Linked DNA regions of Mus musculus: region 1 is linked to region 2. The links are chromatin loops, found by intact Hi-C in ENCODE. Cell type or tissue: heart. All regions are shown on one strand. Each heading gives the region's core, and the rest is flanking DNA. Links, peaks and the distances in the headings are about the cores only.

Region 1 (7,627 bases), core at 1,276-6,275, 78 kb after region 2:
GCATCACAACTTCCATTTTAATGCCAATTCTAAATATATAAGTTCATTAGGTTGTATAGAGGTTAGGTTTGGCTAATTTTGTGTGTCGTTTATTTATTTGTAAGCTTATTTTAACAATAAAGTTTTAGTTAAAAAAATTAGACAAAATAAAACCATCAACCCATGAGATCTTTCCCTTGTGCCATGTAACCTTATGCAACGCTTGAGCTTCAAGTGGCTTAAATGAAGTAGAATATGCATCGGCAATCAAGCTCTTCTCTCTTGAACCTGATGGATATTGGTGACATAGATTGTCTTTTTACCTTCCAGGTGACCATTTGAAGATCTGTCCCCAGGATTATACATGCTGTTCTCAAGAGATGGAAGAGAAGTACAGCCTGCAAAGTAAAGATGATTTCAAAACCGTGGTCAGCGAACAGTGCAACCATTTGCAAGCCATCTTTGCATCCCGTTACAAGAAGTTTGATGGTATGTGATCTAAGTTACATGGAAGAGCTGACAGTTATGTTTTTGTATGGTCAGTTCTCAGTTATCTTCGGTTCCCTGAGAACTTCAGTTTTCTTACCAGATGTGGTGCTGTGGTTGAAGTAGGCTTCTAGGGGCAAGTTAGCTAAGCAGTTTTACACAGGCATCTGTATCCTAGGCATTATGGAAATACGGACAAAGAGAGTTAAAAATAGATGGGGTTAATTTAAATGCTTTTCCTTTTCTTTCTTTGGGTGAATGCTCCATAGTGTTCTTGACGCAAGTAAAGACTTCCTAATAAGAAGCAGGCATCTCAAAACTCTTTAACTCTCTCACCCAATAGAGAGATTCTATAGATGCTGGACTTGATTTTAAATTTCAAAATGGATTGTCAGCTAGAATTCTTAGAATCTAACTAACCAAGATGCTCAGCTCTTGAGCATCTGTGCAGCCTGTAACCTGGAAATGGCTATGAGTCTGTGGTCTTCACTAAGCCTGTTTCCCTCTCCAGGATCATTATTAGCTGAGGTTTGGTGTAGTCTTTCCCTGGAAAACTACAGCCGAACTCTAAACCCTCTCACATGTATACTTCATTTAATAGAGAGGAAGTCAGCAGATGAGAGGCACTTCAAGCCCTACCTGAGTCCACACTACAGATAACAGATGCAAAACTATATACTATGTGGTCTCAAACACCCCAGGATTCCTTTCTGTGATGTTACTCACTCATGATCGTTGTGAAGTAGACTTGATTTTAATCAGAGCAATTTGCTTTGTGCCTGTTTTAAAGGCCATTCTAATTACATAGTACCTTTGAAGCAGGCTTTTCTTGACATTCTGCGTGGTGAAGTAGTACACAGCAAATTTTCTAGATGTGAAATGTCTTTGAGTTTCCCTGCAAAGGGCTGTTACCATGGTGAGAAGTTAGACTAAATTAGATTTGATATAGCTGATAAGACACTCCCCAGCTGTAGAACAGGTTATATTTCAGGCATTTATTTTGAGAGTTATTATTTGAAATTTTTATTTTTTGTAACCAGTTTAGTAAGTATTAAGCAAGCTGTCCAGGCAAGAACTATAACACATTTAATTTGTAATGTAGTTGAACTCAAATACTGCCTGGATATTATAGTATATGCAACTGATTCTACTCATTGTTTCAAGTACACTGTGTGCAATATGTACTTGGTCTTATTTTTGCATGCTGAGACTGGGAAAGGAACCCAGGATATCACACAGGCTACACATGGCCTCAACTACTGACCTACACCTCTAGTCTTTGTGGTCTTAGTTCTGTCTCCTTTACCTGGATGAGCGAGAATAAATATATGTATTTTTATATCCTCTTGATTAACCTGACCCTGGCATGTGTAGCTCTTTCTGTTAAATACTTTGTGCTAATAATTGAGAAGATAGAAATTATTGGCAGGTACAATGCTAGATCCCACCTGTGTCTAGGTCACTGTTACTTTTATTATTGAAAACAATGATTCATTCATACTCTCATTCCCTGTCCATTCTGAGTTCATCTAATTTTTCTATTTTTGAGAGGGAGACCTGTGATTTGCGATTTTGCTTTAGCTTCCCCAGTGCTATATACCTTTCACTAGGTCCACTGGTCTGTTGGAAGCCATTGGGCTATGAGAAAATGAGGAATAGGTGTGCACTACCATGCCCAGAAACAGTGAATGTCTCTTGACTCTGGCATATTTGAGAGGTGAGTGCTTTAAAAATAACCACATGGGACTTTCATACCCATATTAGAAAGGAAACTGTAATCTGGCTCTTGTTGACAGCATGATGCTGTGAAGTTCAACTTGTTTCCAAGACACAAGCCCATCTTCTCTAAGTTACCTCGTTTCTCATTTCATTTTTAAAGGGAAGACATCTGAGGGTTAATATAAAGCATTTCATATAGGCTTCAGCTTGAGGGTGGAGAGAAAGAGAAAGGTGCTCAGCAGAAAGGAAGACTCATCCAAGAGCATAGGTGTGGGCTTCTCAAAGAGAAAGTTGTAGAATATAACACATACCCAACTCTGGGTATAGACTTGGTACACATATCTTTCTCTGGAGTAGAGCCCAATGTTACTGCCTATAGGTCTGCTAGTTTAGCTGTTTTCCCCTTCCCTCCCCATGAATTTGTAGCAGTATACTACGTAGCATGATTACAATGTGCAAGCTTTCTTTTAAAGAAAGCTATATAGAGAGCTATTACCAGTAAGTGTTAACATATGCTTGTTTTTTTTAAATATAGAAACAATTGTTCTCATTTAATAAATACATTAAAATGGTACCTTTATCAGTTCCAAAGCATACTCAAAAATTATTATAAAAGCTCATGCGTATGTCTTCTGGCTCTAATTTAAAACGTGGCAAAGACAATAAAGTTAATGAGTACCAATTAAAATTTGTTGTAAGCCGCTGAAATCTGTTTGGTCTGGAGATCAGAACAGAGCTGGAATACTGTACACATTTTAAGTTTTCTGATACAATTTTCTGTAATAAAACATCAGCTGTCTGGTACTTAGCAATCCTTTAGTGGGTGATGCATCAGTTGTTTGGCTGATGGATATATTTTTAAAAGATCCAGGATGTTGAGTAAAGCTCTTTAGGGTTATTTCAATTCTCAGAAGTCCAAAGGTGGGATCAAAGAATTGTCCAAACTCTGATTTAAAAAGAAGAGAAACCTGTCTTTGATGTAAATGGAGAAGCAGCAACTGGACAAAGAAACAAGATGGTGGCTGGGGAACAAAGAAGGATAGCAAAGTTACTCACAACACCCACCTGGAGATATATAGTGAGGAAATAGCAAAATGATGGAAGGCAAATAGCAAAAACAACCAGACAAAACCAAACAAAGCATAGCAATAGGTCCATTAACTTCCAAAGAACATCTGGCTGTGTCCAAGCCTAAAATGCAGACTCACAGAGATGATTTTGAGCCCTGGCAACTTTCTGTGTTCTCAAAATGTATGAGTGTGCACGAGGTTAGAAATGGCCTTAGTTGCCTCAGGTTTTGTTCATTCTGACTCCATTGCAAGTGAGTGCTGTAGTACCTGCTCTGGCAATAATGGACTTAGCAAATGTGAATGACAAATCCTTTTGCCTATTTCTTTGTCTCTAAGGATTTGGGGGGAGGCTGGTTGAGTTTTGTTTGTTTGGTGGTTTTTATTTATTTTTTCTTTATTTTTTTGCTTCCATACTTTCCATTTTCTGCTGTTTTGTGTGTCTCAAGTAAATACAAAGTTTATAAGTGGATTTGTACATTCAAAGCAGTGCCTGTATGTTTTCAGAGCTAGGTAAATTCAAGAAAACACCTCATTTGGCAATACCTCCATGTAGTACTTTCAACCAGTTTCTTGGGTTTATTTTAAAATATTAAACTTTTATTAATAATAACAATAATAAGTATTCTTTTGTGTGTGTTCACATGGTGTGTTCATTGCACAGGGTGTGTTGATGTCAGGCATCGACTTTCAGGAGTCAGTTGTCTGTTTATATTGTAGGTTTTCAGGATCAGACTCAGCTCATAACTACTGAGCCTGTGTCACTGGGCCGCTTATGCTTTCAGTATGTGCCTCTGGGCGTGAGGACTGGCTTCTGTAGTTTTCTGTCCTACAGGCTTTTTTGTCAACTCTTTATCTTAAAATGGTCCTTGAGTTAGAGCGTTAGAGTGACAGGGGTAGCTGCTCCCCCTCTTGGCCAGTCGTGGGAATTTTTTGGTAATAAAACTGCTAATTAGCTGAAGCAGTTGTCTCATGAATATGCTAATCAGCCAGTGAAGTGGGTATTGGGAGAATTACTTGGCAAGGGGAATGGAAATAGAACTGGAGCATAATCCATGTTTGGGGACTACAACATAAAGACCCATCCCCAAAGGTCGGCCGTTTTGTGAGACTCATTGTTTTTAAAAGAAACATGGGTTATTAAGGTGATCAAAGCTGCTGTGTTAAATACGTTTCTGGATTACATAATAAAATGATATAATAACCACAAAGAAACACAACTGCTAAACAACTCCCTGAATTAAACTATTTGCTAGATATTTTGCACATTAAATCGTAAGGATCTAAAGATGTCACCTGATACTCATCTATTGGGAAAACTCTTGTCATTTTAGGAGGAAATTAAGCTACTTTGATTGGGAGGCAGAACACAACGAATTGTCAGCCTGAATTCTGCAGCAGGACCCTTTGTGACCTGGGGCAATTAACTGGGTCTCAGTTTTCCCATCCATAAAATGAGGGGGTTGAGCAAGATGCTCCCTCAAAACCCTTTCAAATTCTAAAAATTCTGTGAATCTTTTAAATATGGGACTAGACCAGCTGCTTTAGTGAAAGGTCCTATAAGATGTTAATTAGCCATCTGTATGGTACCCTCTTTTTCATAACCCTCAACTACTTTCCCCAGGTCTTTCTTTGGAAACTCTCCCGTGAGCCCACAGCTTGTTAACTTGAATAATAGTAGAAAATTTCTAAATTAGCTTAAAATGCACATAAAAGACATAATTGTCCATCCCATCTCTCGGCCTGCACTGTGTAAGCTAGAGTGGCCCCCGCCACTCTCATTGTGCTTATCTCGCACAGGCATGACACGAAACACTCCAGACTTAGCTAAAGCTGTGTTTTAATCACTGTAGTTCATTCATACCAGTCATTATTTCATTAAGCCAATAAGAAAAACCAGTGTGGAGACTCGGGGCTGAAGGCATTTGAAGTCATAGGCCTCTGAAAGTAATGACCTCAATGAAAGCGAGCTGTCTATTCACCTTCAGTGACAGATACATTTAGGTGAGCTTCATGGCCATTAGCGAAGTTGAAATTTCTAGAATTTTCCTAGCCCTGATCTTAACTATATTTTAACTTCATGAATTTGTTATTAGGGTGAAGAGTTTGTTGCTTACACATAATTAATAAAGATCTTGTTTTAGGTTTGGAAAAAAACCCTGACTCATTTTGAATATTATAGAAATACATATAGTAACACAAACACAGATGGTTAATTTTGTTTGCTTTTGTTTTTGGAGAAAGGTTCACTGTATAGATCAGGGTGGTCTTGAAGTCACAGGGCCCACCTGTGATGAAAGGAGTCCATGACCACTGCTTGAGTTTTTAAAGATATTATTATTATTATTATTTTGGTTTTTTGAGACAGGGTTTCTCTGTAGAGCCCTGGCTATTCTGGAACTCACTGTGTAGATAAGGCTGGCCTTGAACTCAGAAATCCACCTGCCTCTGCCTCCCAAGTGCAGGGATTAAAGGCGTGCGCCACCACTGCCCAGCTTATTTTTAATTATTTTTATTAATTATTATATGTATGTGTTTTTGTGTGAGTATATGTGTAGGGGTGCAGGTGCCCAAGGAGGCCAGACAAGAGCTTCAGATGCCCTGGAGGTAGAATTATAGGCTGCTGGGAGACACTTCGTGTGAATGCTGGCCATTGAACTCGGATCCTCTGCAAGAGCAGTGTGTATGCTTAATAGCTGAGCCATTTCCCGACCCCCTAGATTGGTTTTTAATCTTCACTTCAGATTTCAATCCTTAAGACTTTAAAACAAGTATTGCTGTTTGAAACCTCATTACAGTGTGTTGGGCAACAATTCACAGGCAGAGTAGCCACAAAGTACAAAGAAAGACATGAAGCCATCTGGCCTATTTAAAAATGCATTGTCCTAGATCACACTAACTGCCTTTGATTTCTTTGGAATGCACTGCTATTTTTCTCATTTTCTTTTCCATCCATGTGACACGGACCTGTGTAGTTTTGCTAAACACTTTAAACGGATTTACTTGTTAATATTTATTTATTTATTTATTTATTTATTTATTTTCGAGACAGGGTTTCTCTGTATAGCCCTTGTTGTCCTGGAACTCACTCTGTAGACCAGGCTGGCCTCGAACTCAGAAATCCGCCTGCCTCTGCCTCCCGAGTGCTGGGATTAAAGGTGTGCACCACCACGCCCTGCTGTTAATTTTTATTTTATGTGTTTGTATGAGAGTGTGCATTCAAATGATTTGTATCAAGTGCATGTCTGATATCCATGGAGGTAAGAAGAAGTCATCAGAAGTCATCTCCTGGAAGGTGTGAGCCACCACGTGGGTGCTGGGAACTGAACCCTGATCTTCTGCAAGAGTTACAAGTGCTCTTAACTGCTTATCCATCTATGCCCTAACTTTTAAAAAATTTATTTATTCATCTACTTATTTAATGTATGTAAGTGCTCTATCTGCATGCACACCTGCACCCCGGAGGGGGGTGGTGCATTAGGTCTCATTATGGATGGTTGTGAGCCACCACGTGGTTGTTGGGATTTGAACTCAGGACCTCTGGAAGTGCAGTCAGTGCTCTTAACCGCTATGCCATCTCTCCAGACCCCACCCCCTAACACTTTTTCAATATATGTGTGATACTTGATGTGAATGAATAAGTACATTTTGGTATTAGTCATTTTTTCCCCTGCCTTTTGAATTGTTCTCTGAGATGGAAGCATTTTCTGTGGTTTTAGTTATCTCATTGGATTGAAAGGGTATGTGCAGTTCCCGCAGAATCCACAACAATGCTAGTTGAGGCTCTGCACTTAGCTTTGACTTCTCTTGAAGACATAGCATCAGGAAGAAGTTACTGATCTGGTTGGAGATAAGCATAAGCTTTTGACTTCACTATTTGTTGTGTACTGAGCCTGGGGATTTGAAATGTTGTCACTCATCCCAGCTGTCTCTTATGTGTCTGCCTGTCCAGGTAAAGAAAGAGCTTATTTGAGCTATTACAGGATCCAGTTGTTTAATTGAGAGAATTCCCAGACTAGTCATGATTTAGGCCATTCTTGTTCATTGGTCCAGCCCATCTTCATCATCCTCCCTCTTGGGAGAATTAATGGAGCAATGAGAACTTAGAATTAAACATGACTCAAATATATAGTGTAATTCATGGGCACACCTTTCAGGTGATTGATGTAGCGACAGTGTTAGAAGTCTTAAATATATTCATATCCTTTGACTTAGTAATTGACTGCTAGCTATGTATTCTAAGGAATGGAAGAAGCTCATAAAGATTAGTGTAAGATATTAATAGGATGCACATCACAGTATTAATTAGAATACTAAAATATTGGAAATTAGCCAAAATGTTACATGTGGGAGAAATAGTCTTCCTCAAGAAAGAG
Region 2 (7,627 bases), core at 965-5,964:
GTGTGTATTCACAGCAGTAAAACCCTAGCTAAAACACCAGGCATGCTATAAGTGTGTTCTGTCTAAGCCAGCCTTGGCTTATACATTTCCCCTCCTGTTAGAACAAAGCACTATCTTGTACATTGTATGAGTGCCAGACTCAGTTATTAATCTGAAGAAAAGATAGTTCTACAGGATTTGGGGAAGTTACACATTTACTACTGATCCTAAACAAGACCCAGAGCACTGTATTTTCTGACAAAAATAATATGGGATTATGACAGAGGCTTAGATTTCAGTCTTGGTGGTTCAGCTACTCAAAGATAAATAGCTGTGAATAAGCTATATAACCTGTCTGGGACTTGGTTTCCTTGTCTCTTTTAAAAAGAAATCCAAAGAGTTTGCTGTGAGACTGTGTCTCCTAGGAATGTCAGAAGCTAGGCTCATAATCCCTACCTATGCTCATGCAGGCATCCCTAATTAAATGCAGTGGGACACACACACACACACACACACACACACACACACACACACATACTGCATGCCACAAGAGAAATCAAAGCAGGAGAGGAACTTTATGAGAAGAAAAAAAAAAGTTCAGTGGGAGAGGAATTCAATAAAAGAAGATATGCTCAAAATATGTATATATATACATATATATGCACGTGTGTGTGTGTGTGTGTGTGTGTGTGTGTGAGAGAGAGAGAGAGAGAGATATTGTAAGCAGATGAATTCAAACAATGACACAAAATTCAAAATATCCTTTGTGTTTGAAGGGATGCTAGGAGTTGGATCATCGCCCCTAGAGACGCCTACATGTAAGGTACTATAGCATCACATTGTGGTATGCCTGTGTAATAGAATATTACTCATCCTTAAAAAGGAAGGAAATGCTGAAACATGTTGCCACATAGATGGATATTGAGAACTTGATGCTGAATGAAGGTAGCCAGACCAAAGGTCCCCACATTGAATAATTCTCTTCATACAAAATGTCCAGACTAGGCAAAACTCTAGAAACAGTAAGCAGATTTGGTGGCTTCTAGGGTCTAGAGTGAGAAAATGAAGTATGTGGATTGTTTTGGGGACAAGGAAAATGTTTTGGAACTAGCTATGGTGATGACTGAACAATATTAGATTATTTGGAATGTTGCTGAATTGTATATTTTACTTTTGTGTCATCTGTATGTGCTTGTATATGTGCAGCGATGCTTGTGGAGGTCAGAGGTTAACCTTGGGTGTTAGTCCTCATTAGTTTTGCTATGTGAGACAGGATCTCCTACTACCTGGAGCTCAGAGCTGACCAATTTGCCTAATCTGCCTGGCCAAGGAGCCAAGCATCCTCCATAGCATTGGGATTACAAATGGGTGCGTTTTCACTGGAGAATTTTTGTTTTATTTTGTGTTTTGTTTGAGACAGGGTTTCTCTGTGTAACAGCATTGGCTGTCCTGGAACTGGCTTTGTACAGCAGGCTGACCTTGACTAACTCAAGAGATCCTTCAGCCCCTGCTTTCCTAAAGGCATCTGTCACCACGCCCCATCCCACCCTGGGCTTTTTTTTTTTTTTCTTTTCTAACTGGTTCTGGATACTGAACACAAGATTCTCTTACTTGGCAAGCCCTTTAACAACTGAGCAAATTCCTAGGCCCTCAATTTTATATATCTATATATGGCTAAAATGGTAAATTTTATGTAGTCTTTACCATAATAATAAGAAACAAACGTGAAAACCAATCCACAGTCATGCGAAGTTTAACAGTTTGAAAACTCTCCGCATTCTTCCAACCCTGGTGAAGGTGCTTCTCCAGCCTCCTTTGGTGAGCCAGGGAGGGGGAGGGGAGAGCATCAGGAGCTAGGGCCATCTGAAAAGCTTCCATCTGGGTGATATTTGTTTCATAGATTGCCAGTTGTTCACCCTGTTTGTATTTAAATGAAAGGAGGCTTTGAAGTGGGAACCGCCTCTGAGCAGGGCTTGGGGTTCCTGCCTTCCCTGGTAAAGTTCAGACTTGTCCAGATCTGCCTGTAGCCAGAGGTTACTGTTTCTGGTAGAAAAGGCTCAAGTTTTGGTTAATAATACACTAAAAGGAAGAGCATCAGTGACTTGAGGGGGGCAAAAATGAGTTCCTCTTGCTGTGGGAGGCAATGTTCCAATGTGGTCCTTTTATACGTTAGGAAAATCCCTTTCTCTTTCATTGTCAGAGATTTATTTTATTTTTCTTTATTTTGAAAGAGGCTCATATGTAGCCCAGGCTAGCTACAAATTCCTTATGTCCCTGAGGCTGGTCTTGAAGTCTTGATTTTCCTGCCTATACCTTCTGGAATTACAGGTGTGTATCATATACCCAGTTTGGAATTTCATTTTACTATTAATGTTGGTCGCATCTCAGATCATATTTCCCTTGCTGAGGAATATCTTTATGTATGCATCAGTGGATGTTAAGGTGCTGTGCTAAGCGCTAGCAGTGCCAGGAGGACCTCATGGTTAGCAGTTTAAGGATTACCTGGATTATTTAAAAGTTCCTTGAATTCAATGGAGCTGAGTGTGCATAAATTAAATGTGTTGCCAGACATAAAAAATTTTAAGTCACAGCTGGGTGTGGTGGCGCAGGCCTTAAATATCAGCACTTGAGAGCCTGAGCCCAGTGGATGTCTGAGTTCAAGGCCAGCCTGGTCTACAGAGTTCCAGAACAGCCAGGGCTACAGGGAGGGAGAAAACTCTACCACAAACAAACAAACAAACAAACAGAAAAGAAATTGGAAGTCCTACTTACAGACAGGTCACAGTGTGTCTGTTCATGCTACTGCTCTGCAAGAGTTAATATATTGAAGAGGAGTCTGCAGTGGGCATTCAAAACACCCTCCACAGCTCCTCACCTCCAACCATGTCAGCACGGTTTCCAAAGAACAGTGGAGGAAGTCTCCACAAACCCTCTGAGGGCGATAATTGTAATGATGGTTCGTATCTTCACCCTATGTAATTTTATGGGAATTGAGAGTCTAGCCAAATAATAAGCTCCAGCCCTTTTCATCTGCCCAGTTCCCAGCACACTCCCGAAGTGTCTGAGGCACTTCTCACCCTGAGCTCTTAAAGCAGATTGTAACAATAACAACAGTAATGACAAGTTCACAATCTGCACGGTTCCCTTCATTAAAGGAGCCCTGGGAGCTTCAAAAACACTCATTAATGGAATCTGACAAAGCTTGGAAGGTGGGAAGACTCACCCATTCCCAGTTTTTCTTGTGACTAAATGTAGAACGGGAAGAATTGGAAATACTGGGCTGTCATTCCCTGCCACCACTAGAGTCTTTTCATTCAAGAGTCTTGGGACTTTGGACACATTGACCTTAGGTGAGTGCTAATTCTTAGCGTTTCTTTCTTTCTGTGGGGTGTCAATTCCTATACCCTACACAGGGCAGTGTGGGGCCAAAAGTTTTTCTGAGCAACCTTGATTTAGCTCCATCTCCTTGAGGTTCAGTGATTGTTTTCTGGTCAGTTTCAGAGTTTGTGTATATTTATTGCAGAACTTAGGGTGTGAGCGTGCGTTGAACAGTGTGTGGGGATGAAGCAGGTGAGAAGATGATTGCTAGAGTTAGGGGCTAGCTTGTGCTCTTGGGGGAACACTGTGATGGGTCAAGGGGGGCTAGGTGAGCCTCTCAGCCCAGCTGTGAGTTCCAGGTCCCCCGGCCCCCACCCCGCGTTGTTTGGATCAAAGCAATGCCAGTATGTGAGTGTGCCTTCCTTGCCCAGGTGTTGGTTAGAAGTGGCCCTGGATGCTGGGTAGAAGCAGCGAGGCTGGTATTGGGGCTGGAGGGCTAAGTGCTGCTCAGGCCCATGGGGATAGCCTGTCAAGTGGCTGTGGAGAAAGGCTTGTGGCTCAGACAGGGGCTCAAGGCCCCAAGATCCAGATCACCAGGATCTCTTGAGACTTGGCCCCTTAAGCGGGAAGAAACTGCCCTTTCCTCTCTTGCTGGGGGGGGGGGCGGGGGGCAGGTTCCCCGCCTCTGAAGAGGAGGGCAGGAGGGAGGAGCCCAGCAGGGCGTGTCGCAAGAGGGAGCGCCGCGCGCCCCGTGCGGGCCCCCTAGGAAGTGGATTTGGCCCGCTCCAGATCCAACCCAGCTTCCAGGTTTTCTCCCGGCCCGGCCCTGCGTGCTCCCGCCTGTCTCGGGCTCGCCCCCCCCCTCATGCCCGCCCCCTCCCTCCCTTAGGGCCGCCCCGCTTGGCCAAGTTTGCGGAGCCTCGCTGTGCGAGCCGGGCCAGTCAATCAGCGGCAGAGCTGAGAAGGGCACAGCCGTGCGGCCGAGGGCAGTGAGCTGAGCCGGGCTGGGTGAGCGGAGCAGCGCCGGGTGGCTGAAGCCCCGCGCCAGCGATCGCCCGCCGACGCCGCCCACACTCTGCTCTTCTGCGACGCCTGCCACCTTCCCTTCCTTCCCTGAGCCCCTCCGCCCCTGGCTAGCTGGCCCGGGTTCTCTAGCCTTCGGAGTCCCGAGGTCACGGATCCTCTCCCTAGTCCCTTGGGTCCCGCGCCCATTCCACGCCTTTTTCCTCGTACCGCACCCCGGCTGGGCGCCTGGCACCGGGGACCGTTGCCTGACTCGAGGCCCAGCTCCACTTTTCGCCCGCGTCTCCTCCTCCTGCCCTCCTCCTCCTCCTCCTCCTCCTCCTTCACTACCAACTTCAACTCCCCGGTTCTCGCTCCGCTCGTGAGTGTTCACTCCGCGCCTCTCCGCCCGCTCCGCAGCGCTGCTTTCCATCGGGTCTCATTCTGTCCCCTAAAGGTGGGAGCGCGTCCGTCAGGGTCCGCACCATGGCACGCTTAGGCTTGCTCGCGCTCCTCTGCACCCTGGCCGCGCTCAGCGCCTCGCTGCTGGCTGCGGAGCTCAAGTCGAAAAGTTGCTCGGAAGTGCGACGTCTCTACGTGTCCAAAGGCTTCAACAAGAATGATGCCCCCCTCTATGAGATCAACGGTAGGTGGGAATCCTGCACTCTCCCCATTACCGAGCGGTGGGCACCCCGGGAAAAGGGGCGCCCCCCCCCACGCCGCATCAGGTAGCCGAGAGGGAGAAACGGGCAGGCAGGAGAGCCAGCCCCGGCTTTGAGCGGGCACCGCGAGTGGAGGGGCGCCGCCGGTTTATTCAGTGCCACCCAGGTCCTTTGCTGCTGCCCCCCACCCCAGCCCTCTCACTCCCGGGAAGCCACTAGGGACTCTGGCCCTCAACGTGCGTGGCTTGGGCTCTCTCGCCTTTTCCGGGTTGAATTCTTTACTGGGTTCCCCGCTTTGTTGTGTGGGTGACGACGAGGCCGAGTGGGGGCGGGGTGGGGAACCTCCTGGAGTTTGCAGATTCCTAGGGGCGCAAAACGTGAGACTTGAATGAGCCGCTCATTGACGGTCTCCTAAAATTCCTCTCCCCGCCGCCTCTCTTCCACCGCTGACACGGTTTAGTTTTTAGGAGCTGCAAGGGCTTTAGAAGTCACCTTTAAAAAGCGAACTCTTCTTACTCCTTCAAATCCCGACTTTTGGGAAGTCTCCAGCTTTCCGGAAGGTGTTGGATAAAACGGGTATTTCCCTTCCTTTTCTCTTTTCTCACCTCATTTTAAGGGTTAATTGCACTTTCAATTACAGACCTTTGAAAGGACTGATTACAGGAAACCTAAATCTCAGTTTGGAGATGGTTATGCAAATGAAGATGGCTTTGCCTCTGAAAAAGTTCACCGGATTTCAGCGCTGGGGGGGTTGCGGGGGGTTGTGTATGGTATTTGGGGGAAGTCCTCCTAGAGCGCTGGGGAGGCTGCATCAGGTATGCCCTCCCCTCCTGCTCCCGAGGTCTCCAGGCCCGCTGGTGGCAGTGCCTGGGCTAGTCCTCCTTCCCTGTTGTACTAGATTTTTGAAGCCGCCAACTGTTGCGCACAGCCCTGCGGGCTGGCGGCCGAAACGGCACAGGTAGCTTGTTCACCCTGGAGACTCTGAAGGAGCTACGAATCTAACTGGCTTTTGGCCAGCTTAACCTAACGGAGGCGTTAGAGATTCGAGCCCCGAAGGCCAAATCTCCATTCCGAACCATTCATGGAAGTGTGCAGAGTGCGCCTTTGCCTCGCTGTACTGGTTGCCCGGGTGGGGCAGGCAGGGGGCCAGCAGCCAGCAAAGGAAATACTGTAATTTTAACCAGGCGCTTCCAAAAGCTTTAGAAGACTTGGGGGTCATCTTTTGGAAGGCTATTAATAACCTCGGAGATTAAGTGTGGTCATCAATTACATATAAACTACAAAAGTAATTGAGGGAAGTGGCTGGGTACTTTCAGAGTGTAATCGGGCTCCATCTAGAAATAGAACTGAAGAAATTGTTGGTAGTAGCCCAGGCGTCCACTGCACCTTGGCAGTTGTCAAGTAACTCACAGGCTACTGATGAAAGGCTGTTTGCCCTTCAGCTGCCTGTCTTTTTGGGAACTCAAGTATGTCCTCCCAGACTCATGATTTTATTGGTTGTAGAGCTCTGAAAAGCCCCCTTTCTTTTCCCTCTTCCTCCTGCCCTGCCAGCAAAAGAGAATTGAACCGGCAGCCGCAGAAGCTTGGGAGCTCTGCAGGTCAGACCTGAGGTCTTTGTGCCCTGCACGGCTCGAGCCTGGGTGCTTCAGAGATGATTGGCGTGAAGGTTACAGTTGTCATTCCCACATTCTGAAGGGAGGCATGCAGCTATGCACTTAATGGGACAGTGACAAGTTTCCATGTGCCTGTACAAACAATATGTGCCTCTGAGATGGTCTAGAGGCATTTTGGCCGAGGGCTATGAAATCACCCTCCCCAGGTACTTCAGGTTTGTGGTGTGCAGTCTCTAGAGATGGCAGCATCCCCAGCCATCAGTCTGATGGACAAGGAATTTGGGAAGGTGATGGTCAGGGACGATGGGTGTTCCCTTTGATTGTCACGGGCACTGAAGATACCTGAGGTACATCTTTGTATAAATGTCTATCTGGACCCCCCAAAAAAGATAGGGAGTTATTAGTGCCCAGCAGCAGGAAATGGAAGCTAATGTGCTCACACCCAAAACATTTTATTCTTTTTGTCTTGTCCTTCATCTCCCTCCCAGGGCTGCTGCTTTTATTTCCCCCTTTCAGTGACCTACTGGACTGCATTCTCCTGAGGAACAAAGGAAGTGCCTTTTTAGCTGGAATCCTTGGAAGACCACCAAGGACTTTAGCTCATGCAGTGCAATTTCGCACCACTTTCAACAATAACAAAAATGCATGACTGAATGGCTCAAAAATGTGGAGTGTTAGAGGCATTCATTTGAGTCTAGGACACTGTCACAACACAGACAGACCCCAGTGAATACCTTTTGATGGCTGGTCTAGAAGCAGGGTAGTCTTTACCATCACCCTGGCCTCTCCAGGTGCTCGCATCAGCCTCACCTTTTGGGGACTATCCTTAAATCATTTTGACCATTTGGGGAGGCAGTTCTGGGGAAGTCAATGACTTGGCATGAGCCTAGATCTGATGAATTAGTTACCATGCACTTTACTTGGGAGAAGAAGTATGTATTTTCTTCAAAGCCAGAGATGATTTTACAGGTAGCGGGTTGCAATGTCTATAGGATTAGTTCACTGAACCCTAGGCTTATCCAGGTGTAATGTTTTATTTTGTTTGGAAAGAAT

Evidence for each region. Peaks named below come from ENCODE experiments on the same cell type or tissue, not always from the same donor. Only the 100,000 strongest peaks of a DNase experiment are listed, where the experiment ranks them.
Region 1: a loop joins it to region 2, with 5 times the contacts of the local background. A loop is called at or near these places in 5 of 42 quality-filtered maps.

What each region holds. Positions count from the first base shown.
Region 1 is chrX:52,084,483-52,092,109 of GRCm38, reverse strand. Gpc4 (glypican 4) reads left to right here. Exons shown (of 9, transcript NM_008150.2): 2 at 310-468. Among named protein-coding and RNA genes, the nearest start is that of Gpc4, 77 kb to the left of the region's middle. In heart, for the core only: a CTCF peak has its summit at 4,157; no DNase peak of the experiment used is centred there.
Region 2 is chrX:52,161,934-52,169,560 of GRCm38, reverse strand. Gpc4 (glypican 4) reads left to right here and starts at 4,638. Exons shown (of 9, transcript NM_008150.2): 1 at 4,638-4,945. The coding sequence starts at 4,786. In heart, for the core only: a CTCF peak has its summit at 4,055; a DNase peak (open chromatin) is centred at 4,150; H3K4me3 peaks cover 2,326 bases; H3K27ac peaks cover 2,374 bases; H3K27me3 peaks cover 744 bases.